Regions from separate parts of the Homo sapiens genome. Here all the other regions are linked to region 1. Evidence: chromatin contacts called from ENCODE Hi-C or POLR2A ChIA-PET data. All regions are on one chromosome and are shown on one strand. The core of a region is the stretch at or near the end of the contact, and the rest is flanking DNA. Distances in the headings are between cores, read along the strand shown. Region 1 holds the start of ATP5F1A (ATP synthase F1 subunit alpha). Region 2 holds the start of SMAD4 (SMAD family member 4). Region 3 holds the start of ME2 (malic enzyme 2). Region 4 holds the start of CFAP53 (cilia and flagella associated protein 53).

Region 1 (7,292 bases), core at 1,929-4,428:
CCTTCCTCAGCCTCCTGAGTAGCTGGGGTTACAGGTGTGCACCACCACCCCCAGCTAATTTTTGATTTTTTAGTAGAGACGGGGTTTTGCCATGTTGGCCAGGCTGGTCTTGAACTCCTGACCTCAGGCGATCTGCCTGCCTTGGCCTCCCAATGTGCTAGGATTACATGCGTGAGCCACCATGCCCGGCCTTGTTGTTTTTAGAAACGATATTTTTTCCTGTTAGCTTGTGAAAGTTGATTGGGTCATTCTTGTCATCCCCAACTAAAACAGTGTCAAGAGGTAAAGGGAAAAAAAAGCACTCAGGGCACATAACATTGCTCCAAAAATGTAATTATCTGTAAGCCTGGCTGCTGAAACTGCCCGCTATAACCTAAACCAGTTTTTTTGTTTGTTTGTTTTGAGATGGAGTCTCACTCTGTCGCCCAGGCTGGAATGCAATGGCATGATTTTGGCTCACTGCAACCTCTGCCTCCAGGTTCATGTGATTCTCCTGCCTCAGCCTCCCAAGTAGCTGGGATTACAGGCACCCGCCAACATACCCAGCCAATTTTTGTATTTTTAGCAGAGACGGGGTTTCATCATGTTGGTCAGGCTGGTCTTGAACTCCTGACCTCAGGTGATCCACCCGCCTCGGCCTCCCAAAGCGCTGGGATTACAGGCGTGAGCCACCGTGCCCGGCTGACCTAAACCAGTTTTATCTAATTAGCTGCTAAAAACAACCTGCAGTGACTCTAAGGATCGTTTTACCTAGTTGCCATTACTTGCCAATCAAAACTTGCCAGCTCCCCAAAACCTTACTAGTGACAATGAACTTTCTTAAAGAACAATATACAACAGTTCTCTTTTTTTGTTGTTTGTTTTGATATAGGGTCTTGCTTTGTTGCCCAGGCTGGAGTGTTCCGGTGTGATCACAGCTCACTGCACTCCCAAACTCCTGGGCTCAAGTGAACCTCTCATCTTGGCTTCCCAACGTGTTGGGATTACAGGCATGAGCCACTGTTCCTGGCTATATTTCTCTTTTACAAAAATAAAACCTCTAACCATCTGTTTGTTCTTCTGACGTACCAAAGACCACCCTGTTTGTGTGTATGCCCTGAATGGCAATTATTGCTTCCCAAATGTTTTAAATTTATAGATTTGTCTCTGTATTTTATTTTACTTGGACAGCCTTTTTCTTTTTCTTTTCTTTTTTTCTTTCTTTTTTTTTTTTTTTTTTTTTAGATGGAGTTTCACTTTTATTGCCCAGGCTGGAGGACAGTGGTGCAATCTGGGGCTCACTGCAACTTCTGCCTCCCGGGTTAAAGCAATTCTCCTGCCTCAGCCTCCCCAGTAGCTGGGATTACAGGTGCCCGCCCCCATGCCGGGCTAATTTTTGTATTTTTAGTAGAGATGGGGTTTTGCCATGTTGGCCAAGCTGGTCTCGAACTCCTGACCTCAGGTGATCCACCCGCCTCAGCCTCCCAAAGTGCTGGGATTACAGGCGTGAGCCACTGCGCCTGGCTTGGACAGCCTTTTTGTACCCCTGATTCCCAGGAGAACTGCTGCTCTATTTTCCCATGGCTTACCTTGAAAAGAGTAGGATACTAGAGAAAAGGATGGCTAATCACGTGTTTACAAGCCATGTTTCAGGAGATGACCCTTGTAGCCCGGATATTTATTTGCCTCACCAAAATTCAGGTTCTAGGTGTAAGCCAGGATTTGGGGGATGGAACTGAAAATGCTTCTCCAAACGGTGAAAAGCGGGCCCAGCGCAGAGGCTGAGGAGGAAGGATCACTTGAAGCCAGGAGTTCGAGACCAGCCTGGGCAACATAGAGAGACCTCCCCCCACGCCCTGCCCACCACCGCCGTCTTTACAAAAAAATTAGCCAGGCATGGTGGTGGGACCACAGGGGCACAGGCTGAGGTCAGAGGATTGCTCCAGCCCAGGAGTTCCAGGCTGCAATGAATGGTGATAAACCCACTGCACTCTTTCCTGGGCAACAGAGTGAGACCCTGTCTTAAATAAAATAAAATAAATAAATAAAAAAAAAAGAAAAGTGAAGGCAACGTTAATAAGTGTCCACTATGACATAATAATAACCAGCATCACACACACACACAAATCTTGCATATATCACAAAAATCTCAGTATGGTAATTCTGTGGAGAAAAAAAAAAAGCCCATCCAGGTAAGCATAGAAAGTGTTTTTTCATCATCTCCCTTTGACTCCAAATGAAGAAGCAGAGTTCCCAATAGCATGAACTAGATGTTGGCAGAGGAAAAAGCGAGTCCTCGTCCTATCCTGGTGTAAACTTCTGATTCTGGACAATTCTCAGTAGGATTGGCAATGACTCTTCTAGGCCTCCTTGTGATTGTTGATATATTTTTTTTAATTTAAAGTTCCGGAATACATGTCCAGGACGTGCAGGTTTGTTACACAGGTAAATGTGTGCCATGGTGGTTTGCTGTAACTATCATCCCATCACCTAGGTATTAAGCTCCGCATGTATTAGCTATTTATCTTGATGCTCCCCTCCCCCGGTTATCAGGATTTTTAAACAGTTTGCTCTAATTCACTGACAGGATTCTTTTAGAATGAATCTAAAAAAGCTGGGAATCTTTAACCTGAGCGCAGATCGGATCACGTGGAACGGTGCTGGTGTTTGTTAAAAATTCAGATTGCCCCGAATTTTCGACTCAGAGGGTCTGAAGTGGGGCTAAGATCTGCAGATTAACGGGCTCCGTGGGAGGCTCCCTGCTGGTGGCCAGTCCCGGGGTTTAGCTGTTCACTGTTGCTACTCGTGCTAAACCACGGTCTAACACTACCGACACTATTAATCGCCCTGGTCCTCAAGACAGCCGCGACCCCAGACGGGTGAGGCCCTCATCCTCTAGCACCAGATGGGGCCTGGGAACTGCTGCTTAGCAGATTCAGCTACCCACGTGGTCACCCGGGGCAACCACAAGGTCGACTCAAAAGACCAAAATAAATGTATAACGAATGCCAGGACCAAAGCCGGAATATATCTAATCATTCATTTTGAGGTTTAAACTTAAAAATGTTACATAAAAAAATAAGTAACCTGCCAAAAAATGCAGAGTGGCGGCGGGGGCGGGGGGAGAGGTGGTGAACGCGAGGGGCAGTACTTCCGGGTCAGGTGGGCCGGCTGTCTTGACCTTCTTTGCGGCTCGGCCATTTTGTCCCAGTCAGTCCGGAGGCTGCGGCTGCAGAAGTACCGCCTGCGGAGTAACTGCAAAGATGCTGTCCGTGCGCGTTGCTGCGGCCGTGGTCCGCGCCCTTCCTCGGCGGGCCGGACTGGTGAGCACCGAAGGCCGGCATGATGCAGGCGGCCGGGTGGGGCTGCAGGGTGGTGGTGCGCCGGCTCGGGCGCTCTCTGCAGGAGGGCGAGGGGCTGTGGCGAATGCCGCCATCTTGCACCCGTGGCTTCTCCGGCTGGACAGAGCAGGCGACACAGGTGCCCTTTTGCTCGTCACCTGCGCAGAGGCAGAATGGTACAGGGCAGACAGTTAACTCGATGGTGTCCAGAGACAGGGCCTCAAGATTCCTGTCTTCGGCTGACAGCGGCCCTAGAAGGGGGATCTTGGGTGAAGGTCAGGGCTTGGGCGCTAGCTCTCCGAGGCCTGTTCTGAATCGGTGAGGTTCCTCTCTTTCGATTCTTAGGGTCGCGTCCCGCTGAAGGTCAGAAAACTGCTGTCAGCTCTTGTTGAAGCTAGTCAGTGGAGTCTGACATTGTGTGAAGGTCAGCAGGCCCAGCATTTCACCTCTGCCTGGAGCTCAGTTTAGAGGAAAGGAATAAATGAAGGTGGTTTTTGGAATACTTACGTAGGCTTTCTCTTAGTGCTGAATACGAAACGACCGTGAAAACGTCCTGCAGGTGCAAAGAACCATTTCATGTGGCCAGCACTGTGACAACAGTGAAGCTGGTTTCTAAATTGTCTCTCCGGCAGAGTGTGTGCTTTGTGGCACTTGGACGTGTTTAAAGAATTTGTCCTTGAGTTTTCCACCTGGTTTTGAGTAATTTTTAGTGATGGAGAATTCAAGTAAAAGAGAACAAGGTTGGAAAATGGCTGTAAGGATTAATACCCTTCGTTATTTGTTTCCCTTGAAATTAACATGATTTCAGTGTAAACGCATTGACACTGACACTTTTTTTTTGTTCTAAAAGTAATCTCAATTTGAAAGGTGAAATAAACATGTTGGCTGTTTTGCTGCCTTAACAACCGCTGGTAGCATCTTGGGTTTCTGTTAACAAAAAAGCATTTTTAACGGTTTTCATCTAGCTCCTATGGAAGGTAGAGGCTTCAGAATTGACAGTGACCAGTCGCAGTATTACAACTTGAAGGAGAAACTGAAGGAAGTTCCAGGTGGCTGCAGGATTTGTTGAGAGAGTAAAATAAGTCCACATGCCACAACTCTTGGTTTCTAATCTAACTCTAGCATTTATTCAGTTTTTGTTTGCTTGTTTTTTTTTTTTTTTTTTTTTTTTGAGATGGTGTCTCGCTCAGTCGCCCAGGCTGGATTGCAATGGCGTGATCTCCGCCCACTGCAACCACCGCCTCCCAGGATCAAGTGATTCTCCCACCTCAGCCTCCCGAGTAGCTGGGATTACAGGCACCCGCCGTCATGCCCTGCTACTTTTTGTAGTTTTTCGTAGAGACGGGGTTTCACCATGTTGGCTAGGCTGGTCTTGAACTCCTGACGTCAGGTGATCCGCTCGCCTCGGCCTTCTGAAGTGCTGGGATTACAAGCATGAGCCGTCGTGCCCGGCCGCTTGTTGTCGTTGTTGTTGTTGTTGTTTTTAAGTAAAATTGGAACTACTTTGAGTTTTGCCCCTTGTAGGAAGCTGTTTATCTTAGAATTCCTGCAACTCCATTAAAATACATCTAAAGTCAAAATAATAAAAATTGGGTACCTTTAAAGGGAAAGACACTTACATTTTGTTAACAGTTGCTTTTTTTTTTTTTTTTTGAGACGGAGTTTTGCTTTTGTCGCCCAGGCTGGAGTGCAGTGGCGCGATCTTGGCTCACCACAACCTCTGCCTCCCAGGTTCAAGCGATTCTCCTGCCTCAGCTTCCCGAGTAGCTGGGATTACAGGCATGTGCCACCACGCCCAGCTAATTTTGTATTTCTAGTAGAGACGGGGTTTCTCCATGTTGGTCAGGCTGGTCTCCAACTCCCGACCTTAGGTAATCCGCCCGCCTTGGCCTCCCAAAGTGCTGGGATTACAGGCATGAGCCACCGTGCCCTGCCAATAGTTGCTTTTTAAAATACTGACTGCCAGGCCGGGTGCAGTGGCTGACGTCTGTAATTCCAGCACTTTGGGAGGCCAAGGTGGGTGCATCACCTGAAGTCAGGAGTTCGAGATCAACCTGGCCAACATGGCGAAACCCTGTCTCTACTAAAAATAAAAAAATTAGCCGGGCATGGTGGTGGTCGCCTGTAGTCCCAGCTACTCAGGAGGCCGAGGCATGAGAATCGCTTGAACCTGGGAGGTGAAGGTTGCAATGAGCCAAGATCGTGCCCCTGCACTCCAGCTTGGGTGACAGAATGAGACTCCGTCTCAGAAGGAAAAAAAAAATGTGTGTGTATATATATATTTACTGCCCAGTAAATATATATTTATTTACTGCCCAGTCTGGGCAATATGATGAAATCCTGTCTCTATAAAAAAAATAAGTACAAAAATTAGCCTGGCCAGGTGGCGCACTCCTGTGATCCCACCTACTGGGGAGGCTGAGGTGGGAGGATCACCTGAGCCCAGGAAGTCGAGGCTGTAGTGAGCCGTGATTGAGCCACTGCACTCCGACCTGGGTGACAAGAGTGAGACCCTGTCCCAAAAAAGAAAAAAAAATAAGCCGGGTGCGGTGCTCACGCCTATAGTTCTAGCACTTTGGGAGGCCAAGGCGGGTGGATCACTTGAGGTCAGGAGTTCGAGACCAGCCTGGCCAGCATGGTGAAACCCCGTCTCTACTAAAAATATAAAAAATTAACCTGGTGGAGGTGGCGCACCCCTGTAGTCCCAGCTACTCGGGAGGCTGAGAATCGCTTGAGACTAGGAGGTGGAGGATGCAGTGAGCCGTCTCAAAAAAACAATAATAATAAAGTACAGACTGCATTTTAAAAATATGCGAGTGTTTACTGTGTACTAGGAGCTGTATAAAAGGTTTTCACATATATCAAAAGCTACTTTCCCATTTGACATTTTAAACAAAATGCTTTATATGTAATTAGCATTTTCACCAGTACTTTGATCACACTAAGCTGGCATTTGTTTAAGCTTGTAAGTTTTATAAAGGCTTTGTTAAAAATCAAATTTTTAAGAATACTTTTGCACTAGGTCTCCAGAAATGCTTTGGGTTCATCTTTCATTGCTGCAAGGAACTTCCATGCCTCTAACACTCATCTTCAAAAGACTGGTAAGTTATTATTTCTCAGTCTACGCCGCACTTACTAGATGAAGATATAAATTACATACATCGTATAACTGTGGTGAGTTGTTTTTCATTTGTTAGTTTTTTCTCTAGTTTGTATAGACTCTCAGGTTCTTAAACCATATTGTTACCATTTAGCCCTGTCATGGTTCTCTTGTTATAGTCAAATGAACTACTGTTACATATTTTTCTTTTGATATTAGTATGGCTTCTTTGTTCTGGTAATGGCCCTTGGGTAGAAACAGAAAGAACATACACTAGGTAATGGAATCTTTGTGACCTCTGGAAGACTTCCTTTTTCCTTTTCTAAAAGGCATTAGAAAAAATGTAAGTTCTTATTGATAGGTTTTCTTATTCGTTTTCTTTTTTTTTGAGACAGAATCTTGCTCTGTCGCCAGGCTGGAGTGCAGTGGCAAGATCTCGGCTCACTGCAACCTCTGTCTCCTGAGTTCAAGCAATTCTACTGCCTCAGTCTCCTGACTAGCTGGGATTACAGGCATGCACCACCATGCCCGGCTAATTTTTTGTATTTTAGTAGAGACAAGGTTTCACCATGTTGGCCAGGATGGTCTCGATCTCCTGACCTTGTGATATGCCTGCCTCGGCCTCCCAAAGTGCTGGGATTAAAGGCGTGAGCCACTGCACCGGTCCACTGATAGGTTTTATTTTTTCAAAGGCAGTAGCTACTAGATATTTGGCAATCTGTGAACTTGCACATTACAGATGCAGTAGAGAAGTGGGGAGGCAAGCATAGGAAGACACTATAAGTTGGGGAATTTCTTTGGAGATGAGTATTTGGACTTTTAAAATAAAGGTTAAATATATATGTGTGTGAGAGTGTGTGTGTATATGTGTG
Region 2 (7,292 bases), core at 3,456-5,955, 4.9 Mb before region 1:
TAGAATTCAGGTATCAGTATTTTGTAAAGCTCCTCAAGGGATCTAAAAGTACAGCCAAGATTGAAAACTACTTGCCAGGCGTGGTGGCTCATGCCTTTAATCCCAGCACTTTGGGAGGTCGAGGTGGGACGATCACTTGAACCCAAGAGTTCAAGACCAGCCTGGGCAACAGAGAGAGACCCCCATCTCTACAAAAATTTTTCAAAAAATTAGACAGGTGTGATGGTGTGTGCCTGTAGTCCCAGCTACCGCAGCAGCTGAAGTGGGATTGCTTGAGCCTGGGTGGTAGAGGCTGCAGTGAGCTATGATTGCAGCACTGTACTCCAGGCTGGGGCACTGAGCAAGATGGAAAGAAAAAGGAAAAAAAGGCTGGGCGCGGTGGCTCATGCCTATAATCCCAGCACCTTGGGAGGCTGAGGCGGGTGGATCACCTGAGGTCAGGAGTTCAAGACTAGCCTTGCCCAAAATGGTGAAACCCCGTCCTCTACTAATAATACAAAAAAATTAGCTTGGCATGGTGGCGCACGCCTGTAATCTCAGCTACTCGGGAGGCTGAGGCAGGGGAATCGCTTGAACCCAGCAAGTGGAGGTTGCAGTGAGCCGAAATCGTACCATTGCACTCTAGCCTGGGTGACAAGAGCGAAACTCCGTCTCAGAAAAAAAAAAAGAAAAAGAAGAAAAAGAAGAAAAAGGGAGAAAGGGAGGGAGGGAGGGAGACAGGAGAGAAGAAAAGACCGTTGCCCTAAACATTGGGAGTAAAAAAGCAATAAAAAGATGAATTCAACACATTTACAAGTTTTCCAAACTGCAAAAAATTCTCATTTGGAATATAAATAATGAAATACAGTCTTTGGGCTGAACGGTCTTTACTGTTACCGCCAATTTTAAACTGATTAAAATGTTAACAGACCCTCTTTACAACTGGTCTTTGGTACTTATCTGATCTATAATATAATTTGCAGTAGCAACTCATCAAGGCTTAGATTATGAGAACCTTATAAATTGTAAGAATCCGACTACCTACCATCTTAGTTTTACATATGTAAGCACTACCCTAGTTTTCATTCACTCTCATAGTTAAAAACAAATGTTCCCGGATGCCAATTACACCAGGTAATAGTGTTAAGGTGACACAACCTAAAATACCTTGTTCCTGAGAAACTGGAATTCAGTCAAATTTCCCATTACCAAAATTACACATTTTAGAAAGAGAAAACAAAATCCAAAAATTCTAAATCTGACTTATGATCAAGCATATGCTTGATATATGCAAACAGCATCATTCTACAAGTAGCTCAAATGAATATATCTAGATATATTTGTGAACTGTTTGAATTTCTCATTTTAAAACAATTGAGACTTCATCAACTGTTGAACAAAAAGCCCAAAATGTGATAATTTTACAAAACTGTATTAAATGCTGTTATAGGACAGGCGCAGTGGCTCACGCCTGTAATCCCAGCACTTTGGGAGGCCAAGGCGGGCGGATCACCTGAGGTCAGTTGTTCAAGACCAGTCTGGCCAACATGGCGAAACCTCGTCTCTACTAAAAACACAAAAATTAGCCAAGCGTGGTGGCACATGCCTGTAATCCCAGCTACTCAGGAGGCTGACGCAGGAGAATCGCTTGAACCCGGAAGGCGGGGTTTGCAGTGAGTGGAGATCGCGCCTCTGCACTCCAGCCTGGACAACAGAGCGAGCCTCCATCTCAAAAAAAAAAAAAAAAAAAAATGCTGTGTTATGCTGGTGTAAGTCCTTTAACTGTAGAAAACAATGAAAACATTTTAGTCAGGTTACTTTTATACGCGATTAATGGTCACCTCAGAGTCACCCCATTCATCATGGCTTTAAGACAAAAAAAAATTTTGGGGCGTAACCACACAGTCTTCTAGTTCAACAAAATAAGAGAAATCCAAACATATATAATGACCATTGAAATGGCTAATACAAGATGCTTAAAGAACCACTCTAAAAAAATCGCTGGATTAAAAATGAAAAAAATGGTTAGTCATGAACTAGAGAGGGACAAAATGAACTAAGTTTAAACATCGACAAAACAACATGTTTTCACCAAAATAGGCAAAAATTTAGACAAGCCGAAATATGCAGTTTAAATATAATGAACCCTACAGATTCTGTAGGGTTAACCTCCCTAGCAGAGGCCTCAGTAACTCACACCTCAATTAGAATAGTGTCTAATGATGTTACTATAACACTGGCTCAATCAGAAAAAAACTGCTTCCAAGTGGGAGAGCTGGAGTGTGACTGGGCAGCATAAATTAGGTTAATTCTCGCTCCTTAATTTGCGGGGAGAAAGAAAAACTGAAGGGGAATACAGAAAAAGAATTCACACACAATCGCTCGACTAAAATGTAGCTTAAGAAAGTGAAGCAGAGGTTTTTAAAAGTAAGATTTGCTGCTTCCTAGTAGAGGGAGAATTGCTTCAAACAGCAAAGCTATCATAAAAGATCAATCATTCATGTAAAACTTATTCCAAAATATTTCAAAGTGACTTTCTCGGCACAAATTTTCATTAAGTCTGAAAAACAGATTTGCAGTTTGGTTTTTTCTAAACTCAAGATTTACAATGAAGGCAGTGACCTAAACAGAAACATACACTCCCACTTCAAAAATAAAAAAAACGAAGATGCAATACTTCTTTAAAACTCGCCCAAAAACCTGGAAAGCAAAGAAAAAGCCACTTCTATTAATAGAGTCACAAAATGTTATAACGACTTTTATCAAAAGAAGCTTTTAGTTTTAATTCCAACAACTTAAACCTACATAATTCACCATCGTCTTTAGACCTAAAGCTACTCCGAATTACAAATGCTTGGTCCATCTCTATTACATTTGTTCTGTAACAAACCCATTTAAGTAAACAAAATCATGACAGCATTATGGAAGAAACACTAATTTTAAAAACCGTATTTTTAAATGTTAATCATTTTACAGTTTGGAATATTATGTACTAATCATATCAGAACTTTCCAATATAGAGAGAGTAAGTCCTTAGCATTAAAAAAAAGTTACATTTTAGAACTTCCTAGATTTCAACTGAAATATATATTATCTAGTCTCTGCAGGGTATGGCAAAAGTAATTTATGAAATCCACCATAAAAATTATTCAAATGCCTTGTTCTAAATCTAATTACGAAATTACGCATTTTTTTTTTTTTGATACTAAATGGTTTTTGCCAGCAAAAAGGAGTGAACCTACTTCTTAAAACACCCGAGTAACCAAGCTGCTACTAAGACTAGAAGGATGCTAATTCTGGCAAAAGTCAAAGGTTACTAACAAAAATTAGCTAAGATTATATGTTTGCAGAAAGTCAATTCAGGGTAATTCCGCTATTATCCTGTTGTGTTTATTATTCCTAAATAACTGGCAATTCCACCTTAAACTACGGTGCAAAAACTAAATGCATTAAGAAACTAATTGGGAAATAAATGTGTTTTTTTAAATAAAAACAAACGTACTTAGGTTTTTGAAGGGAAACAGCTATCAATCTTCAACAGGGCTTTTTAAAGCCTCTGCACCAGCAAATAAACCTTTCAGGTTAACTAAACACACTTGTGTCTTTGAAAATCTAGTTTGAGAAATCCTAACAGCAGTTTGGGACAAGTGATGGAGCCACCGCCCTCCACCCTACACCAATTTCACTGTCAGTACATGCAGTGCTAACAGTAAGATCAGCTGTGTCTTTTATTAGGAAGCATGTTTTATTGGGGGCAAGGAGGGGTTCAGTTAGGTGCTAAGAATGTGTCCTGCATACCGCTGTCACTCTCAGTACTCAAAAAGTAAACATATCAAAGCCAGAAGCGTAAACTGGCATGACAAGACTAGGAAGAGAAAGTAGGGGACAAAGACAAAACAGAAATTGGCTGGAGAAAATAAATTTAGACAAACAATTTACAACTTTCACTTAGACCCTAAGGCAACACATTCCAGCCGACCCAACGCGCTCAGCCGGGGCGACCGTGAAACTACTGAGAACAACAAAGAGGAGCGGCGGCCGCGGCAGGAGTCCCGTCCGAGTTTAACTTGATTCTCCCACGAGCTGCAAGCGGAGCTGGGGGCCCGAGGGACGCGAGGCACCGCCGCCCGGCATTCAGCCGGCCCGCCCGGCCCGGCTCGTCAGGCCGCCGCGGTCGCCCTCCCAGAGGATTCCGCGCGCTCCCAGCCGCCGCCGCCGCCGCCGCCGTCGTCGGGAGCCCGCCCCGGGGCGGGGAAGCCACAGGCGGGGTGCGCGGGCCCGGCCGGGGGAAGGGGAGGGGACATGGCGCGGTTACCTGGGCTCGGGCGGTGGCGAGGGGAGTCCGCTCTCCCGCGCTGCTGGTCCGCGGACGCACCGGGCCCGTAGCTTTCCCCGGCGGCCCGGAGAGCTCCTCGGCCCCCGCCCCGAGGCGTCCCGGCCAGGCCGCCCCTCCTCAGCGCCGCGCCGCTGCCCGCGCGGGCCGGACCGCCTCGAGCTCCCGGGCCGCCCTGCGGCGGGGGGCCTCTCTCGCTGGGCGCCTGGCTCCCCTCACCCGCTCCCACCCCCTGGGCGGCCGCGGAGCCTAGGGGAGAGCAGGAAGGGCCTCCCGAGGAGAGCGGGAAGGCGCGAACGCAGGCTCCGCCACCCAAACCGCTCCGTTACCGCAGCGGCGACGACGACCAGGGCCGTGTTGTTGCTGCCAACTTGTCGAGAAGCCACTGAGCATGCGCGCGCGGGGACCACATCCGGGTAATTTCAGGGTTTGGCCCTTTTCCCCCGCAGCTTTCCTTTCTCCCGGCTGCCCCCGCCTCCCGCTCCGAGTGACGGGGAGGGTCGCTCTGCGCAGGCGCCTACAGGGCAGCGCCAGCCGGCGGGCGGCTCTGAATCTGGACCTGGGCCTGGGCCTCAGCGCGGGCGGAGGCGAAGGCCTGTTTGAGGGAGTGGTCGCCGGGGAAATTGGCATCTCGTTGCAAAAAAGTATCCAAGGAGCGCGGGAGAGCTCGGCGTAGAGTGGGCGTCCAGTAAGTGTTTATAAATAGCTATTAGCCCGGCCTTTGTTGTTTTTTTGTTTTGTTCTGTGTTGAGGACCTGCGTAGGCACAAAAATTGGCCTTCAACAGCCAGTCGACAGCTCTGGGGAGAAGGTGGCTAGGTTGTAGGAGTTCACTTCGGGAAGAAACAGACGCTGGCGGCACCTTCCTTCTCTTTCTGGCAGCCCCGAATCACGAGCCCCAGAGGTGTTTACACTCGAGAGACGCACAGGACAGTCAAGGAATCACATATTGAAGAGCCTTGCCAGGCGTTGCAAGTGTGAGTGGATTTTGTTGGAAGAGATGTAGGCGCACTCTCGGAGCTGGAGGCGAACTTCGAATCCTACGACACACCTGTTAACTAGGTTACCTGTTTGTTTGGTGGGGGAAGGCATAGGCTCTGCTTTTGACTTTATGCCTCTTTTATTTCACATTTTTTACAAGACGCATGCATTTCTTTTTCATTTAAAACGCATTAATGATTTATTTTCACCAACCAGGAACTACTTTTAGTCCCTCCAAAACCAATGATTAGCCAGTTCTAAAGTCATTTCTTAGGTCACGTCGCCCAGAAAATCTCTACACCCACCGTACGCCTTCGCCACTCATACTCAGTGCTTCATTCTATCCTCCACATCACCGCCTGGGCCATTCCCTCTTTGACCAGAAAGCCCCTAAAGCTCCAAACTGGTGTTCTCTTACCCCTGGGGTTTATGGAGACCAGTTTTAAGGGAATTCATTTCCACATCTTCCATTGCTATATATTCTATTTTCTAAACTTGCCCAGCTTGAGAAAGGAGCTGAGGACACAGCATCCCCTTTCAAAACTGTCCTCCCACCTTACAGAAGAAAGTCAAAATTCTCACCCACTACTAAGGTGCATGGGATCAATGCAGAACCTCCCCAGCAATCCAAAAGGGACAATTCAAAAATCGGTATCTATGCTGAGAAAGTAAATGACCTTAGTGAATGGATATTAAATTATTTTTCAAGTCAGATAGTTTTCAAATCTTTTCTGTCAACAAAACTGAAGGAAGATCTGTCAGCTGATAGATTACAAAACATGATTTGGTAACAGATCAATATGTGAATCTTAGGTAATATACCTCAGAAGAAGTTTTTAAGAAATTGAGACATTGTTATAACTAAACTTCTTCTATTCCGTCTGTATTAGTTACCTATTGCTGTATAACAATCTCACCACAAATATAGAAGCCTAAAACAACAAACATTTATGATCTTACAGATTCTCTGAGTCAGGATTCCAGGCATGGCTTAGCTGGGTCCTCTACAAAGTGAGGCTGGAACAAAGGATCTGCTTCCAAGTTCATGTGGTTGTTGGCACCATTCAGTTCCTTGCAGGCTACAGGACTGAGGGCCTTAGTCCTTTGCAGGCTGTTGGCTGGAGACCCCCTCTGTTCCTTGCCATGTGGTGCTCTCCATAGGGAAGCTAACAATATGGCAGCTTGCCTCTTCGAAGCCAGCAACGGGAAGAGTCTCAGCAAGACACTGGTTTCAATCTTATGTAACATCATCACATACACAGTATCACTCATACTCTGTCACCTTTGCCATACATTGCTGGCCAGAAGCAAATCACAGGCGCCACCTACATTGAAGGGGAAGGAAACACACAAAAGCTTGAACACCAGGAGGTGGGAATCATATGGGGCCTCTTTAGAGTCTACCACACCATGTATTTATTTATGCAAATGATATTCCCTGTAAGCTCAACCTCTTCTCAGAATTTCCCTTCAGGTTCCCTTCACCTTTTTACTTAAGGAAACCCAACTTTGCCCTGGGACACTGCTCCTCCTTCCACCTCTCAAGTAGTGGCAACTGTGTTTTCTTTCTTTTGTTTTTTTTTTTTTTTCATTTTTAAAATAGATCAGTTTTATTCTGCTAGTTCCATAAAAACAATGTAAACGCAAGCGTTCTGTACATCTTGCTGGTGAATTCACATAACGTTTAGTTTCCTGATCCTTGACCTCCTCGTCTTCTCCAGTTATTTTCTGTTTGGACTACTGGCCACAGGAGTGGAGTGGGATTGGGGCTTAGGAGAGACCAATGTGGCCTTTTGGTATGACTTGTTTTATTGCTTGCCCTCTCAGCACACTCCTGTTACTCCTAACACAAAGGTTGAGATTTAAGCCCTTAAACCTGTAGGTTTCACCGTCAGCTTTTTCTTTTTTTTCTTTTTTTTTGGCATAGGCATTACTAGGGACGTGAATGGGAGACTGGTATAGAAAGTGGTGAGGAGCCGAAGCCAACAAATTGCTTTAAA
Region 3 (7,292 bases), core at 2,522-5,021, 4.8 Mb before region 1:
CAACCTCTGACTTCCAGGTTCAAGCGATTCTCCTGCCTCAGCCTACTGAGTAGCTGGGATTATAGGTGTGTGCTACCATGCCCAGCAAATTTTTGTATTTTTAGTAGAGACGGGGTTTCACCATGTTGGGCAGGCTGGTCTCGAACTCCTGACCTCAAGTGATCCATCCACCTCTGGCTCCCAAAGTGCTGGGATTACAGACATGAACCAATGTGCCTGACCAGATTGCAGTAGTGTTTAAGAAGATTCTCAACCTTGACAGAAATAAAAGTTGGAGATCTTACGTCTGGTCCCAATTGTCCCCCACACATAACAGTTTTTTACTTGTTGGCAAAGTCCAAAAGTCTGGAAGCCATTGACTTAGATGTTTCATTTTTCTCATCAATAAAGTGGGGGAGGGGAAACTTGCAGAATTCTGTGTAGTAATGTTGATATATACATATTATTAATAGTGTCAAGCCTTTAGAGCTTTACAATAGCATCACTATAAAGAGCTTGACTACTTGATTTCAAAGTTTGCTTTAAAAAACCCATACGAAATAGTCTAGCAGAGTGGTCAAAGGGCAAGTTCTGGAGTCAAACTGCCTGGATTTAAATCCCGTGGCGAACACCTGTAATCCCCAGCACTTTGGGAGGCCAAGGTGGGTGGGTTGCTTGAGCTCAAGAGTTCCAGGTCAGCCCGGGCAACATGACAAAACCCCATCTCTACAAAAAATTTAAAAACTAGCTGGGGGTAGTGGCACACACCTGCAGTCCTGGCTACTTCAGAGGCTGAGGCAGGAGGATGGCTTGAGCATGGGAGGTTGAGGTTGCAGTGAACCATAACAGCACCACTGCACTCTAGCCTAGGTAAAAGTGAGACCCTCTCTCAAAAACAAAAACAAAACAAAATAAATCCTGGCTTTGCCATTTGCTAGCTCTGTGATGCTGAGTAAATCACAACCTCCCCAATTTGCATTTTCTCATCAGTAAAATGGGAACGTTAAACTACAAGACCTATTTAATAGGCTATTTTAAGATTTAAATTAGATAATTCATTAAGATGCTTATCACAATGCCCTCTAGGTGCTCTAGAAAGGCTAGTTATCATAAGCATTACTATTAGTAGTTGTAGACTAAGGTGGTCACAAGGTGCCTTCTAAATGCCTGCTTGTTTCTGCATCAACATCTTTTAATGATCAAATTAATATAAGAGGCTATAAGGATAATCATGATTAACATTTATTCAAAATATTTCAAATCAAATCTCAAAGTCAAGAATGAGAATCTGGATGGTATACAAATACAGGCAACATCAAATGTCATCCTAAACAAGTATATACAGAATATATTTTTTATCACTTTTGAAATTTGTACATATTGATCAAAGGAGGTACAATATGCCACCATAAAATCAAAATCGTAACTTTCAAATAAAATAGTTAATTTCTAATAAAAGTTATCTTTTTATAAAGTCAATGTAATTTTTATTTAGTGTGAATTTTGTCCTGTAATATTAATCCTTAGTAAATATAGGTTTTAATGTTATTTGTGTTTTAAAATACGGCTAGTTCACCGGGCATGGTGGCTCACTCCTGTAATCCCAGCACTTTGGGAGGCCGAAGGAGGTGGAGCACTTGAGGTCAGCAGTTCGAGACCAGCCTGAAAAACATGGTGAAACCCTGTCTCTACTCAAAATACACACACACACAAATTAGCCGGGCATGGTGGTGCATGCCTGTAGTCCCAGCTACTCAGAAGGCTGAGGCAGAAGAAGCGCTTGAACGCGGAAGGCAGAAGTTGCAGTGAGTGGAGATCGCAACACTGCACTCCAGCCTGGGCAACAAGAGCAAAACTCCGTCTTAAAGAGAATAAAATATGTCTAGTTTGTCTGAAATTCACCAAAATCAATTAGAGTTTTTAACTTAATATACAGATTATACATACATAGCTGTAAGTTTTTAATTTTACAAAAGAAGTTCCCAAATGGTAAATGGGTTTTTTCCTTTATGAATATTTTGTTTTCATAAATATATTAAAAGACAAAAACATATAAACACCCTCTAAGGGTGTCACCCATAAGCAGTTCTCAGAAATAGCTACTAAGCATAAATATATTATTCTCAAGAGAATATTTCTACAGAAGCATAGCCCAACATTTCCTATTAATGCATGATAAAAGTCATATTAGGAGCTAGGCGCGGTCGCTAACGCCTGTAATCCCAGCACTTTGGAAGGTCAAGGTGGGTAGATCACTTGAGGTCAGGAGTTCGAGACCAGCCTGGCCAATACGGCGAAGCCCCCGTCTCTATTAAAATTACAAAAATTAGCTGCCCTCAGGTGATCCACCCACGTCGGCCTCCCAGAAGTGCTGGAATTACATGCGTGAGCCACCGCGAACGGCCTATATGTATGTTTTTAAAAACAACTGTTTCTCTCATCTAATTTACAGAGTATTTGTAAATTGAAAATCAAAATTATGGGTACAACATCGCAATTAGCTTAACAACATGAGCAATGCTTAAGGAGTATACACGTTTAAGGGAGTGGGGGTGGAGGATGCAGCTATGAAGTTAGACCACTTGAGTTTGAATCTAGGCTTTGTCACGTTAAAACTGTGGTCTTAGGCAAGTTACTTAACCTACCTAAACCTTAGTTTCCTGGTTTGTAAAGTGGAGGCAGTAACAGTATCAACCTCAAAGGGTTATTTTGAGATAATCCGTGTAGAAACTAGCGCTCTGCCTGTCACTAGCAATTAATACATGCTACTATTGTTATCGTTATCAACTGCAACACTAACAGAAATAGCAATGCTATTAACCTCTTTGCTTAGAGGTGATAGCCACAAGCATCAGGAAGGTAAATCCACAGACAGAAGATGATAAAACGTTTTGTAAGAAAGCACGTGTTAATTTGATCACGCTTCTCACCACAAGCAACGTAAATTTTCTAGAATTATCTCTGGAACCAAAAAAGAAAGTCGAAACCTAGGACCACCTAGGTAACACCACATGCAGAGATAGTTATCGCCAGCGTGAAAGAAACACCTGCCAATCCCGGTCCACAGATGGCATTTAATAATAGACGGAATCGGTCCAATCTCAGAACTCTCCAGCCCGCAGCAAGTCTTTTTTTAAAGGGAGGAGCCACACACACAGCCTAACTCCTGCCGTTAACTCGGCCCGACTGAATAAAGGAGATAGGCTTGCCAAAGGGTTTCCAGCCACAGAAGTCCTTTTGTGGAGGGGTGCAGAAAGAGCGAGAAAGAGATGCTGGCGTTTGGAGGCCCAGGGCCTCGCTCCCGGGCGAGAGCGGGGCGCCCAGGCACCAGCCGGCGGAGGAACCTGGAAATCGCGCGCCGGGTAGAGCCGCGGCCGCTGGAACCTGGGTCGCCGCGATGTAGCCGGTCCCTCGCCCTCAGCCCGGACTCCGCAGACCGCTTCCCTTCCCCCAGCCCCCACCGCCAGGCCGGGAACGGCGGGGGCCGCACGCGCGGAGGCCGGAGGCGCGGCAGCGCTGGGCTCTCGGGGCCGGGCCAGGGGAGGCCGGCGCCCGCTCCTCTCCCGGACCCCCGCCCGGGCCCCACCGCGCCGGGCCTTACCAGAGGTCTCGCGCCGCGACAGGTGGTACACCCGGCGGAGAGGCCGCGCCCTGCCGCCCGCCCTGGCGATGCTCAGCTCCCGCGCCGCCCGGCCCTCCCCTTCTGCGAGCCTCCCGGAGCCGCCGTCAGCTCAGGCTCACACTGGCGCGGGCGGCCCCACACGCAGAGGCGGCCCGAAGAGCGGCCGAGAGAGGGGAGGGCGCGAGGAGCCGGCCAGCCGCGGGGCCCGGAAGGCGTGGCCCACGGTGGAGACGGACGGGCTCGCGGGCCAATTGGAGGCAGGAACCGGCCGGAGGGGCGGGCTCCGTCTGGAGGCTTAGCTGCCGGCGCTGGGGTTCCTGTCCTCCGCGCCTTCCTCAACCCAGCTCCTGGAGGTTACGGTTCTGAGGCGGGGCGGGCGGCCTCGTGGACGCGATGCTGAGGATGTGAGAAGTGCAGTGCGGAGGAGGAGGTGGAGCTCCGCCGCTCCATGAAGGAAGCCGGGGCTGGCCGACCGCGCCCCCCAGCACTCCTGGCCCGGGGGTCCCAGTCTCCGAACCCGCGGAGGCCAGGGAAGCTGGGAGTTGGGGTCTGTCCTGCCTGAGCCACAGAGGAAGGGGGAGAACGGGAGGGCAGGAGACGGCAAAGGAAGGAAGAAGAGGACCCAGGAAATGCGAGGCTTCCGCACTTCAGCGACGCTTTCACTTTCCGAGCTGTTTTGTGTGCTTAGGACTTGCTCTTCTGCAGAATTCTTTGCCACTCCTCATGGCTGCTGGCAAGGTTATTGGCCTGCGGTGAATTTACCAATCACCTCCACTGTCACAGTCACCATAAATAGATGCTCAATGTTCTGCCTCAGAAAAGCACCGGAACACTTAATTGTCTTGTCCTTGAAAGCCGCAGGGACCGTGCCTTCCAACATCCCTACCCCCGCCCTCCCAACGGTTGTGACATGGGAGGATATTTCTTCACCCTTATTTCAGAAAATGTTATCACCCAAAACTCTTTACTATAATGAGCTTGTGTACTCTTAAAACAAGGCATGGTAATGACAATTTCAAAAATAAGATGTAAAATATAAAAAAAGAGGCAAGGCAGAATAAAATTAAAAGTGATGGAAATGTAGGATTGAGAAGATGGAGTGGAAGTAGGGAAGAGTGAATTGCTCCCTCCTAAACTCTGACAATTAAATAAAATCTGGGGCAATCGCCCCTCTCTGAACATTGAAGGGTGGGGCCTGTGAGGAGGAAACTCCAGTTAGGTGATAATCCATAGGTGTGGTTGCTATAATAACCACCGCAGGCAAGGAGAGGTTATAAATATGAATGACCTAAAGTAACTCTGCTTGCCAGGAACTTACAAGATGCAGCAGGTTGGATGAAGGAAACTAAACATTACCAGTGTCTTTCTACATAAATGCTTCATTAGTAGAGGTGAAATTCTTTTGTCTTTGAAAGACAGTTGTGGGGGTGTTGGGGGGTAGATGGGGAATGGGGAGATGTTGGTCAAAGGGTAAAAAGTTTCAGGAGTAAGTTTTAGAAATATCGCACAGCATGGTGACTATAGTTCATAATGTATATTTCGCAATGGCTGAAAGAGTAGATTTAAAATATTCTCACCAAAAAGAAATAAGCATGTAAGGTGATGGATATATTAGCCTAATTTGATCATTCCACAATGTATTGAAACATTACATTGTATCCCATTGCATTAAAGTATATACATTTTTTTTCTTTCGAGATGGAGTCTTGCTCTGTCGCCCAGGCTGGAGTGCGGTGGCGTGATCTTGACTCACCGAAACCTCCGCCTTGCAGGTTCAAGCGATTCTTTTGACTTAGCCTCCCAAGTAGCTGGGATTACAGGCACCCGCCACCATGCCTAGCTGATTTTTGTGTTTTTAGTAGAGCCGGGGTTTCTCACCATGTTTCCCAGGCTAGTCTCGAATTTCTGGCCTCAAGTGATCTGCTTGCTTCGGCCTCCCAAAGTGCTGGGATTACAGACATGAGTCACCCGCGCCCGACCATAATTATATACAATTGTTTGTCAATTTAAAGAATTTAAGGACAGTTTGTCCTACATTCGAATAATCCCAGATTGAAAGTTGTAGAGAGCTATCATGGAGGGAACTTATTTTGCTTACATTGAAGTCAATTTATTCCTTATTAAATACCCGCTACTGTCAAGGAGGTAGAAACTGCTGTTTTCTGGTCTGCTCTGACAACAATTTCTTTCCCCTTAGCCACTTACAGTGATTGGTCAAAGGCTTCCTAATGAAAACAGAATTCCATCCTGGCTAACTCAGTGAAACCCCGTCTCTACTAAAAATACAAAAAATTAGCCGGGCTTGGTGGCGGCCGCCTGTAGTCCCAGCTTCTCGGGAGGCTGAGGAAGGAGAATGGTGTGAACCCAGGAGGCGGAGCTTGCAGTGAGCTGAGATCACGCCACTGCACTCCAGCCTGGGCGACAGAGGGAGACTCCATCTCAAAAAAAAAAAGAAAAGAAAAAGAAAACAGAACTAACTTTTTCTGCTACTGTGCACACACAGTCACCACAGAACACAATACTTCACCTTTAGTCACCAAAATGTGTGTGGGTTGCTCTTCACCAACAACCAGTTCTTCAGCTGTGACCTGGTGGGTGTCCTATCATTTAACTCAATTCTGATGCTATCTACCAGGAGATAGTGTCGCATCGCACAGGTTGAGGGCTCAGTCTCACAAGAGTGTCCCCCACTTCAGATGCCAGTCACAAGTCCCAGGTTGCCATTACCCTGTCACTGGGTTATATTAATTTGCTAGGATGGCTCACAAAACTCAAGGAAACACTTTACGTACGTTACAAAGGATGTCATAAAGGACACAGATGAACAGCCAGATGGAAGAGATGCATGGGGCACAGTATGTGGCAAGGGGTGTGGAGCTTCCATGCCCTCTCTTGGCTTACCACCCTCCATATGCCTTCACGTGTTCAGCAATCAGGAAGCTCTTTGAACCCTGTCCTTCTGGAGTTTTATGGAGGCTTCCTTACATAGGTGTGATTGATTACATCATTGACCATTGGAGATCAACTCAACCCTTATCTCCTCTTCCTTCCCAGGAGGTCAGGGGGCAGAGGATGGAGCTAAAAGTTCCAATCCTCTAATCACATGGTTGGTTCCCCTGGCAACCAGCCCCCATCCTGAGGCTATCTAGGAGCCCACCAAGAGTTGCCTCATTAGAACAAAAGATGCCCCTGTCACTCAGGAAATTCCAAGGGATTTAGAAGCTTTTTCTCAGGAACCAGGGCAGAGACCAAATATACATTCCTATTCTATCACAATGTCACAGGCTTCTTTTCCTTTACAATATAGTGACATATGGCTATTGAGTACTTGCAATGTGGCTATTTTAAGTTGAGATATACATTGGATTTGCAGACAGTGCAAAAACATGTAAAGAATGGAAATATCTTAATTTTTAAAATATTGATCACATGTTGAAATAATATTCTGTATATTTTCGGTTCATGCAACATATTATTAAAGTTATTTTTTAAACCTCTTTTACTTTTTAAATGTGGCTACAGAAAATTTAAAATTATATACGTAATTCCTATTTGTGGCTTGCACTCTATTTCAGTTGGATCATGTGGGTCTAAGGTGACCCTGTTAGAAACACATACAAGGAAGCTGACGGCCGGGGCTTCTGGAAAGCCTTTTTTAAAAAAAAGAACAGATTCAACTGGCATGTGTCTT
Region 4 (7,292 bases), core at 1,243-3,742, 4.2 Mb before region 1:
ATATAGAATTCAGAAAATTGTTGGGAGGACAGCCCTTTTGTGAACCTTGTTTGGGGCACAGTAGGAATTGGAAATAATTTAGTTTCTATCTCTAAGCTGTTCTATTTTAAAATTATTTTTAAATTTTTATTGTCCCACTTACTTACATGCTTAGTGTTTCTTTTGGGAGTGGTTTGGTGGGAACAGTGTTGACTGCCTCTGAGAAACTGGGATAGTGGGTGGGAAGATCAAATCAAGGTCACTTCTTTCCAAGGACCCTGAGCGATTCACTTACCTAGGCCGCGGGGGCGGGGGGTTGGCTGAAGGCTGAGGCTCTTGGTGCTCAGCACTGGCCGGACACCTTCAACCTGCTGGTGGGTCCGCCAGGGGGCGCCGGGGCGAGAAAGCCCGTAGTTCCCAGCCACAGTCACCCACCGGGGCCCTGGAGGCACCGCTCGTCACCCATCACCCCTGGCCTGGCCGCCCTGGGGCGTGGTCTCCGTCCGGCGCAAACCCCAGTACTTGGGCTAGGGCCAGAGGGAAGCTGAGTCCCCCTCTTCAAATAGTGGTAAAACAGGCAAAACCGAACCGGGGTTAAATTTCGGAGCTCGCCCAGGGTGAGGGCGGGGCTCGACGACCTAGGACGTTCGAGTGCGGCCGGGTGTCGCCAAGGGTCGGTTTACCCCATCGCCTCAGAAATTCCGACGAGGCCCTTTGGGCTGCACAACCTTGGGAATCCCCAACGGGCGGCCCCGAATCTGCGCCGATTTTCCCAAGCCGTACTTCGGGCCCAAGGCGTTTTCATTGCCGCCTTCCCGGAGGATGTGTGGTGGGGGTGGTTCCGCCCGGACCGACGGGCGGGCCCGGAGCCCGTTGGACTCGAAGATCAAAGAACCGCCCCTCTGGACACTCCAGGAAACCGAGACGACCACCTAATTTGTTTGTTTTCTGTTTCAGGCCACGTAAACTCTTAGTAAATGCAAATGCGTATTTTACTGAACTGCAATTGAAAGAACCGTTATAGAAAAGAACACAAAATGACAGAATTATTAAAAGAGAAGAAAAACATTATTTCGTGGCTGAAAAGCTGAACCAGCAATTCAGGAAATGGAATTCGTATTTAGAAACATACCACATACAAAATCCGAAGTGGGTGGTTTACAAATGATTAAGGAATGCTAATTTACAGTAAATTGCGTCCTTAAGAGGGCATACACATTAGTTGTACTTATTATATGTCAGTTTGACGTAGGTACTGATTTGTTGCATGTGCTCACAAGTGTTCTATGCTCACCCCCACTTTAGAATGGGAGTATCACAGTGTCATTCTTAATTGGCTTTTAGGTATTACCACCTTGCTCTTGACTGGAAATGCAACTGTGGTTACCACCTGTGCTGCAGGTCCGTCCTGGTTCCCTGATTTGTGTTTCCTGTTCTGCCTGGATCCTGATTCTCAGAAACCAGTTACTGGACTTCTGATCCACATCCTGACCCTGGTCCACTGTGACCCTCAGACTCTTAATTATGCTCCACCAGGTCGTGCCACTGCCCCACTAGTCCATTTGATCTGCCCCCATCCTAGGATATCCTGAGTCTAAGCCCTGGTTTCTGCCAATGGCAAATAGGAAGATTTTATTAACAGGTTTTAAAAAATTATTATTATTACTGGTTATTTGGTTTGACAAGGCACTTAGGCTCCCTGAGCTTTGCCTTAGCTGGAAAATAAGGATAGTATTACTTGCTATTCTATCAACCCTGTAAGATATTTGCGGCCACGCGCGGTAGCGCACCCTGTAATTCCAACACTTTGGGAGGCCGGCGGGAGGGGCAGTGGGGAGGATCGCTTGAACCCAGGAGCAGGAGTTCCAGCCTGAGCAACATAGCGGGACCCCCTGTCTCTTCAAAATTTGTTTTTAAATTAGCAGGGCGTGGTGGCGCAGGCTTTGTAGTCCCAGATACTCTGGAGGCTGAGGCCCAGGAGGACGAGGCTGCAGGGAGCCATGATCACGCCACTGCACTCCACCCTGGGCGACAGAGCGAGACCTTGTCTCAGAAAAAATCTGTGAGGTTAAAAGGCTGTGTGTGTGAAAATATCTTGGAAATTGTAAAGAACTACACAAATATAAGGTTTTCCTGTGATTATTACCGTCATCAAGATTAACCTACAGATAGTGCAAAATTTAAGCTTCCCAAAAAATGTTCGCTAACCTTTTTCATACTTTTAGACCATTACAAGATATAAATAGCAAAGTCAACTGGAATTGTAATTAGAGCTTTGATTTTTCTTGGGCTAGAGGTTTTTTCTGCCATTCTGATGAACCCTGGAGGAAGGGAGCAAGGTCGGCGGGATTTGGCCGAGGGGCGGGGTGAGGACTGCGCAGGCTCAGCTTCTCAGCTGGAAGAGGAAGTCCCGAGTGCAGGCGTCTGCGGCCCCCATGGTGACCAGACCGACTTCCGCCCGACCCGCCCACCTCTACCGGCCCCTAATCCCGCGAGGCGCACCATGGCAACCAGACTTCTGCGTCGCGGAAGCGGGTCCCGCAGGTCGCCACGGTTGGGGGAAACGCGGCGGACGCCGCCCCCGTCCCGAAGGGGACTCGAAAATGTACAGCCAGCGGTTTGGCACCGTACAGCGGGAGGTTAAGGGCCCCACCCCCAAAGTGGTGATCGTGGTAAGCACAGGATATGTCTGCCAGACCCTACAGCTTTCTCCATCTCTCCGCACTCCAGGCCTGGCCTATCCCACTTCGGCCCCCACCCGGGGCCTTCTCGAGGGGAACGGGTGTCGCCTGATGCAGTGGGTTGAATTTTGAAAGAAGGAAGATAAGGTCGCTCACCTATCTACCCCACCTCTCACCCACTCATCTCCCTCTGTTTTCATCCTTACAGCCTTTCATCTGCCCCCAAAGTTATAATATTTAGGTTCTGTTTTTGGAGAATCACCACTAGGGATCTTAGGGTTTTTCAGTCTCCAAGACACCGGAAGGATGTCTGTCCCCCATGCAGTGGCGAGTGTGTGTTATGGAAAGGGCACCCGGCCCAGAGACAGATCTGGGGGCAGGGCGGGCCTATGATTTGGAGCTGGTCTTTCACTCCTAGGAAAATCGTCTGAGGAAGGGGAATTAGGTTGTGAGTGGTTATAGCACCCAACGCCTTTCCTGTGCCAACTCAACCAGTAACCATTGCTGGACAGAAGTGTCCCTTCAGACCTGGGAAAAACTCAGGTGCCTGCCTCTAAGGCTGGAGTGGTAGTAGGCCAGGAAAATGTGCTTGCTGCAGAATTTGATGGTTCCTGCTGAGAACCTCAGACACTATTGGTCCATACATGTAGATTTTTTTGTTTCTACAAATTAGTTTCTACCCACCAGAAAACTAACATGTAGGCAGAGTTATTGCTTGAGCCCCTGCTGTGTGCGCAGTATTGTGGGAGATACAGGGGTGGATACAATGATCCTGGAAGGTTAACTCTTTATTGAAGCCTGAGCCCTCCCTTCAAGGAGCTTATACAAGTCAAGTATCCCTTATCTGAAATGCTTGGGACCAGAGATGTCTAGGATTTCAGATTTTTTTTTTGGATTTTGGAATACTTGCATATACATAATGCAATATCTTGGGGAGGGGACCCAAGTCTAAACACAGAATTTATTTATATTTCATTACCTCGAAGGTAATTTTATTTTCCCCTTGGGGATGCTGAATAAATATGTGTTGTTTGCTTGTGTTTTGACTGTGACCCCTTACATGAGGTCAGGTGTGAAATTTTCCACTTATGTCATCATGTGGGTGCTCAAAAAGCTTCAGATTTTGGAGCATTTCAGATTTCAGATTTTCAAATTAGGGGTGCTCAACTTGTAATCCAATTGCAAAAAAAAACTTAGGTAGAATGAAACCACTAAAGGTTAGCACGGTAAATAATGATGTGCTATATTGTCTGTGATGTCAGTTGATGGATGAAAGATCAGTGATACAGTTTTATTATGCTCCACAGTGCACATAGCAAACTTCAGTCAACCTATAGACCTGCTCCTTCTTTAGGTCCAAGTACTGTAAGATCTGGAGCTGGAAAGCAGTAGATGGGACACATAAGTAGGCTGTAGGGTTCAAGGTGATAATTATAAACACACTTCATGAAGGACAGAAGATCTACTTTGGGTTCTGTATCCAAACACTGGGCTCAGGGGCTGAGCCATTGTTGGGTGCTATTACTTGTGTTGGGAACCAATAAGGAACAGAAAACAAACAAAAACACTAAACCAGAGAAGCGGGCTTATTGAATACTTTGCACCTAAGAAGAATTAAGAGGAAAAGGAGGAGGTTAGAGTTGGTGCATCTGCTCCTCCGGTGTCTGAGTGTGATAAGAAAGATAGATGTTAGAGGTAGCAGAATTGTGTTGCAAGAATTAAAGCCACCAGCAGATGAGACTTGGACCCTAAACAATTCCCCAGGAGAAACCTGTGAAAAATTTAATGTCTGAAGTAATGGGACATCAAAAGGAGCAGCTATTTGATGAGTGTCTCCTAGGAATCCATTAGGAGGATACTTATTTTGCTCATTTGACAGGTGAGAAAACTAAGATTCAAAGAGATTAAGTAACTTGCTCCATTCAATTAGTAATGGACAGAGGCCAGAATCAAACCTAGGATGTAAAGCATTGTTCTTTAAGACAACCGAACTGTAAATTGTAATCCTAATAACTATAACTGGAGATGCTACAATAACAGCCTTCAGTGACCTTGAAAACCCACAGTAGTTAGTAAAATATCCTGTGTTTTCCTGACTTTAGCATGGTTTAGAGCTGTGATGTCCAATAGGTAGCCACTAGTCACACATAGCATTTGAGCACTTGAAATGTGCCTAGAGTCACATATTGACAAGATAACATCTTGGATATATTGGTTAAATAAAATATACTATCAAAATTAACTTCCCCTGTTTCTTTTTACTTTTTTAAATGCAGCCACTTGAAAATTTAGAATTACATATCTGTTTTGCATTATATTTATATTGAACAGTACAGACTTTGAACAATACCACGACTGTGCTGGGATTGGCATCACCTTTTTTGAGAACTCCAGGTCATACCCCTAACTTATCAAGAGATTGGGTCCTTCCCAGACCAGAGTCCTTCACATGATTCCCAAGCCTTAAAAGGCTTCCTGACCCCTTGGGTACTGCTCATGGTATTTGTCACCTCTTCAGCCAAAATATCCCTCAGCCCTGTTTCCTGTCCTGACAACTGGAGCCAGTGTTTCTAGATTTACTTGGTGTTTCATTCCTGTTCTCAGCTCACACTGGGACCCTTAATTCCTGCTGTGTATGCTGCCAAGGGTGCCACTGTGATCCTCCTCTGCTTTATTTTCACAGATCTATATTCATAAAATGCCAACTGTATTGGAGAACAGTCATCTAATTAGCTGGCTCTAGGCTCCAGATAATTATGACATGGATTAGCTACTTTCCATGATATAACCCCCAGCATCATCTTCTGTCTCCTTACCACCCCAGGCTTGCCTTATCTTGTTCAGCTAAATCTAGGTACCTATATGTGTACCCTGAGCCCTGAATCTTTTCATTAAACTGTCTTCAAATGTTGATTTTCTTTCCTCAGGAGACTTCATTACAAACACCTAACCCTAGTATTCTGGTAATCCTGATGGTGATATTCTAAATGTAAAAGATCAGATTGACTCTCTGTCTCTTAAGAGTTTTGTTTCTGTGAATCAGCACCCCAGTATCTCACAACTTACCTAAGGATGACTTGATAAAACTGTTCCTGAAAATACAAAGCTCAAGACTATGGATTTTATGGTGGCTCCAGGAGGTGCAGAAATTGCATCAAGCCCACCCAGCAACATTGTTTCATTCATTCACTCATTCATTCATTCATTTCTATTGAGGACCTCACTGTAGTAGGCATTATGTTCAATGCTAGGAATACAGAAAGGAAAAAGATATAGGCTATGTGATTTCATTAAGTGTATCTATATATATTCAAATGGTACATGCATTTCTAACTTTTTTAGTGGACATTTCTGTAAAAACAGTACATTTATAGAAATTCAAAGTAGCCCAAAAGGTCAGGAACACACTCTTTGCATTAAAACTTCTGGGCACCATAGAAATAGGAATAAAGTTCTACCACCAGCTTTTTTTCTTTTCCCTCCTCTCTTCCTCCCTCACTTCATTTCTTCCTTCTTAGTCAAAGATCTTTCATTATCACAACTCGTTATATATCCATATACATATACACATATATATACACACACACATATACATGTATATACACACATGTATATTTTTTCTATATATTCGCATAGTAGCACCTTTTCATTGAAAGTATTTTGATGTGATAACTATGGTGTCCAACCGTGAGAAATAATGTGGAATAATGAGTGGCAATGTCAAGGTCGGGAATTAGAAGACCTCTAATTCTTGTTTTATCTGCCCTATTTGAAGCAAGTTCAGCAAATCACTTAATGTCTCTGGGTTTGACTAGACAATCTCAACAGAGTCCTGTTCACATTTTTAACTTTGTAATTTCCATCAACTATTTTTCAAATGGCACATTAGAAATATTTGAGACTGTTTTGATGACATCTTAGGTATAGGCTCAGAGAATGAAACAAGTTACTCTTTAGGTGCATAAGCTGTATTCAGTTGTAGTAGGATGTATTAGTTTTTTATACCCAATTTTATTTAGTATGAGTATTGATTGAGAGCATAACTAATTGAAAATATGCAGTTGATTCTTTGGCTTATTATAAGTGATAGTTGGTTTTTGTTTTCAGAGATCCAAGCCTCCTAAAGGCCAAGGAGCTGAGCACCATCTAGAAAGAATCCGACGCAGCCATCAGAAGCATAATGCTATTTTGGCTTCCATTAAGTCAAGTGAGCGGGATCGCTTGAAAGCTGAGTGGGACCAGCACAATGACTGCAAGATTTTGGACAGCCTTGTGCGAGCAAGAATCAAGGATGCTGTGCAAGGGTTTATCATTAACATTGAAGAAAGACGAAATAAGTAAGGCTCACAAACCTGGGACATAAACCATGAAATATTCCTAAAACCACAATTTGAGATTGACCAGTCAAAAATCAAATTTAGCAAGGATCATGGCTGAGATGTTTATATTAAATCCATAGCTATTGCTGGTTAATATTTTTAATATTTTTATTTGTGATAGCCTGTATTTTGATGAAAAACAATATATTGTTTCATATTTCATTATTTTGATTGAAACCTGTTCATTTTACTCTTTTGTTAAAAATATATATTTCGTATCTTATTTGTATGTGATCAAATAAAATATGGTGCA

Evidence for each region. A loop is a pair of places that touch in the nucleus more often than their neighbours do. ChIA-PET counts read pairs that join two places held with the same protein, here RNA polymerase II (POLR2A). Pooled maps may share reads with other maps.
Region 2: a loop to region 1 is called in a map of CD8-positive, alpha-beta T cell, with 8 times the contacts of the local background. The contact joins the promoter of SMAD4 here to the promoter of ATP5F1A in region 1. A Hi-C loop is called at or near these places in 1 of 168 maps with a recorded cell type or tissue (CD8-positive, alpha-beta T cell) and 11 of 50 pooled maps. POLR2A ChIA-PET finds 5 or more read pairs at or near these places in 2 of 52 experiments (activated CD4-positive, alpha-beta T cell and activated T-cell).
Region 3: a loop to region 1 is called in a map of CD4-positive, alpha-beta T cell, with 7 times the contacts of the local background. The contact joins the promoter of ME2 here to the promoter of ATP5F1A in region 1. A Hi-C loop is called at or near these places in 2 of 168 maps with a recorded cell type or tissue (CD4-positive, alpha-beta T cell and naive thymus-derived CD4-positive, alpha-beta T cell) and 7 of 50 pooled maps.
Region 4: a pooled map shows a loop between it and region 1 (4-fold over the local background). The contact joins the promoter of CFAP53 here to the promoter of ATP5F1A in region 1. A Hi-C loop is called at or near these places in 8 of 50 pooled maps.

The regions. Positions count from the first base shown.
Region 1 is chr18:46,094,182-46,101,473 of GRCh38, reverse strand. ATP5F1A (ATP synthase F1 subunit alpha) reads left to right here and starts at 3,178. Exons shown (of 12, transcript NM_004046.6): 1 at 3,178-3,302; 2 at 6,343-6,421. The coding sequence starts at 3,243. RefSeq lists enhancers at 3,513-3,662, 2,579-3,778, 3,753-3,812.
Region 2 is chr18:51,027,626-51,034,917 of GRCh38, reverse strand. SMAD4 (SMAD family member 4) reads right to left here and starts at 4,705. Exons shown (of 12, transcript NM_005359.6): 1 at 4,295-4,705. It overlaps LOC107985152 (a long non-coding RNA gene), which reads left to right and starts at 4,824. Exons shown (of 4, transcript XR_007066370.1): 1 at 4,824-5,000. RefSeq lists a silencer at 4,091-4,670 and enhancers at 4,476-5,094, 4,951-5,120, 6,756-6,855.
Region 3 is chr18:50,875,597-50,882,888 of GRCh38, reverse strand. ME2 (malic enzyme 2) reads right to left here and starts at 3,771. Exons shown (of 16, transcript NM_002396.5): 1 at 3,581-3,771. RefSeq lists a silencer at 3,383-3,942 and an enhancer at 3,481-3,982.
Region 4 is chr18:50,261,695-50,268,986 of GRCh38, reverse strand. CFAP53 (cilia and flagella associated protein 53) reads left to right here and starts at 2,492. Exons shown (of 8, transcript NM_145020.5): 1 at 2,492-2,651; 2 at 6,768-6,997. The coding sequence starts at 2,583. It overlaps MBD1 (methyl-CpG binding domain protein 1), which reads left to right. Exons shown (of 17, transcript NM_015846.4): 17 at 1-141. RefSeq lists a silencer at 281-550 and enhancers at 711-900, 2,527-2,596, 2,767-2,896, 2,243-3,088.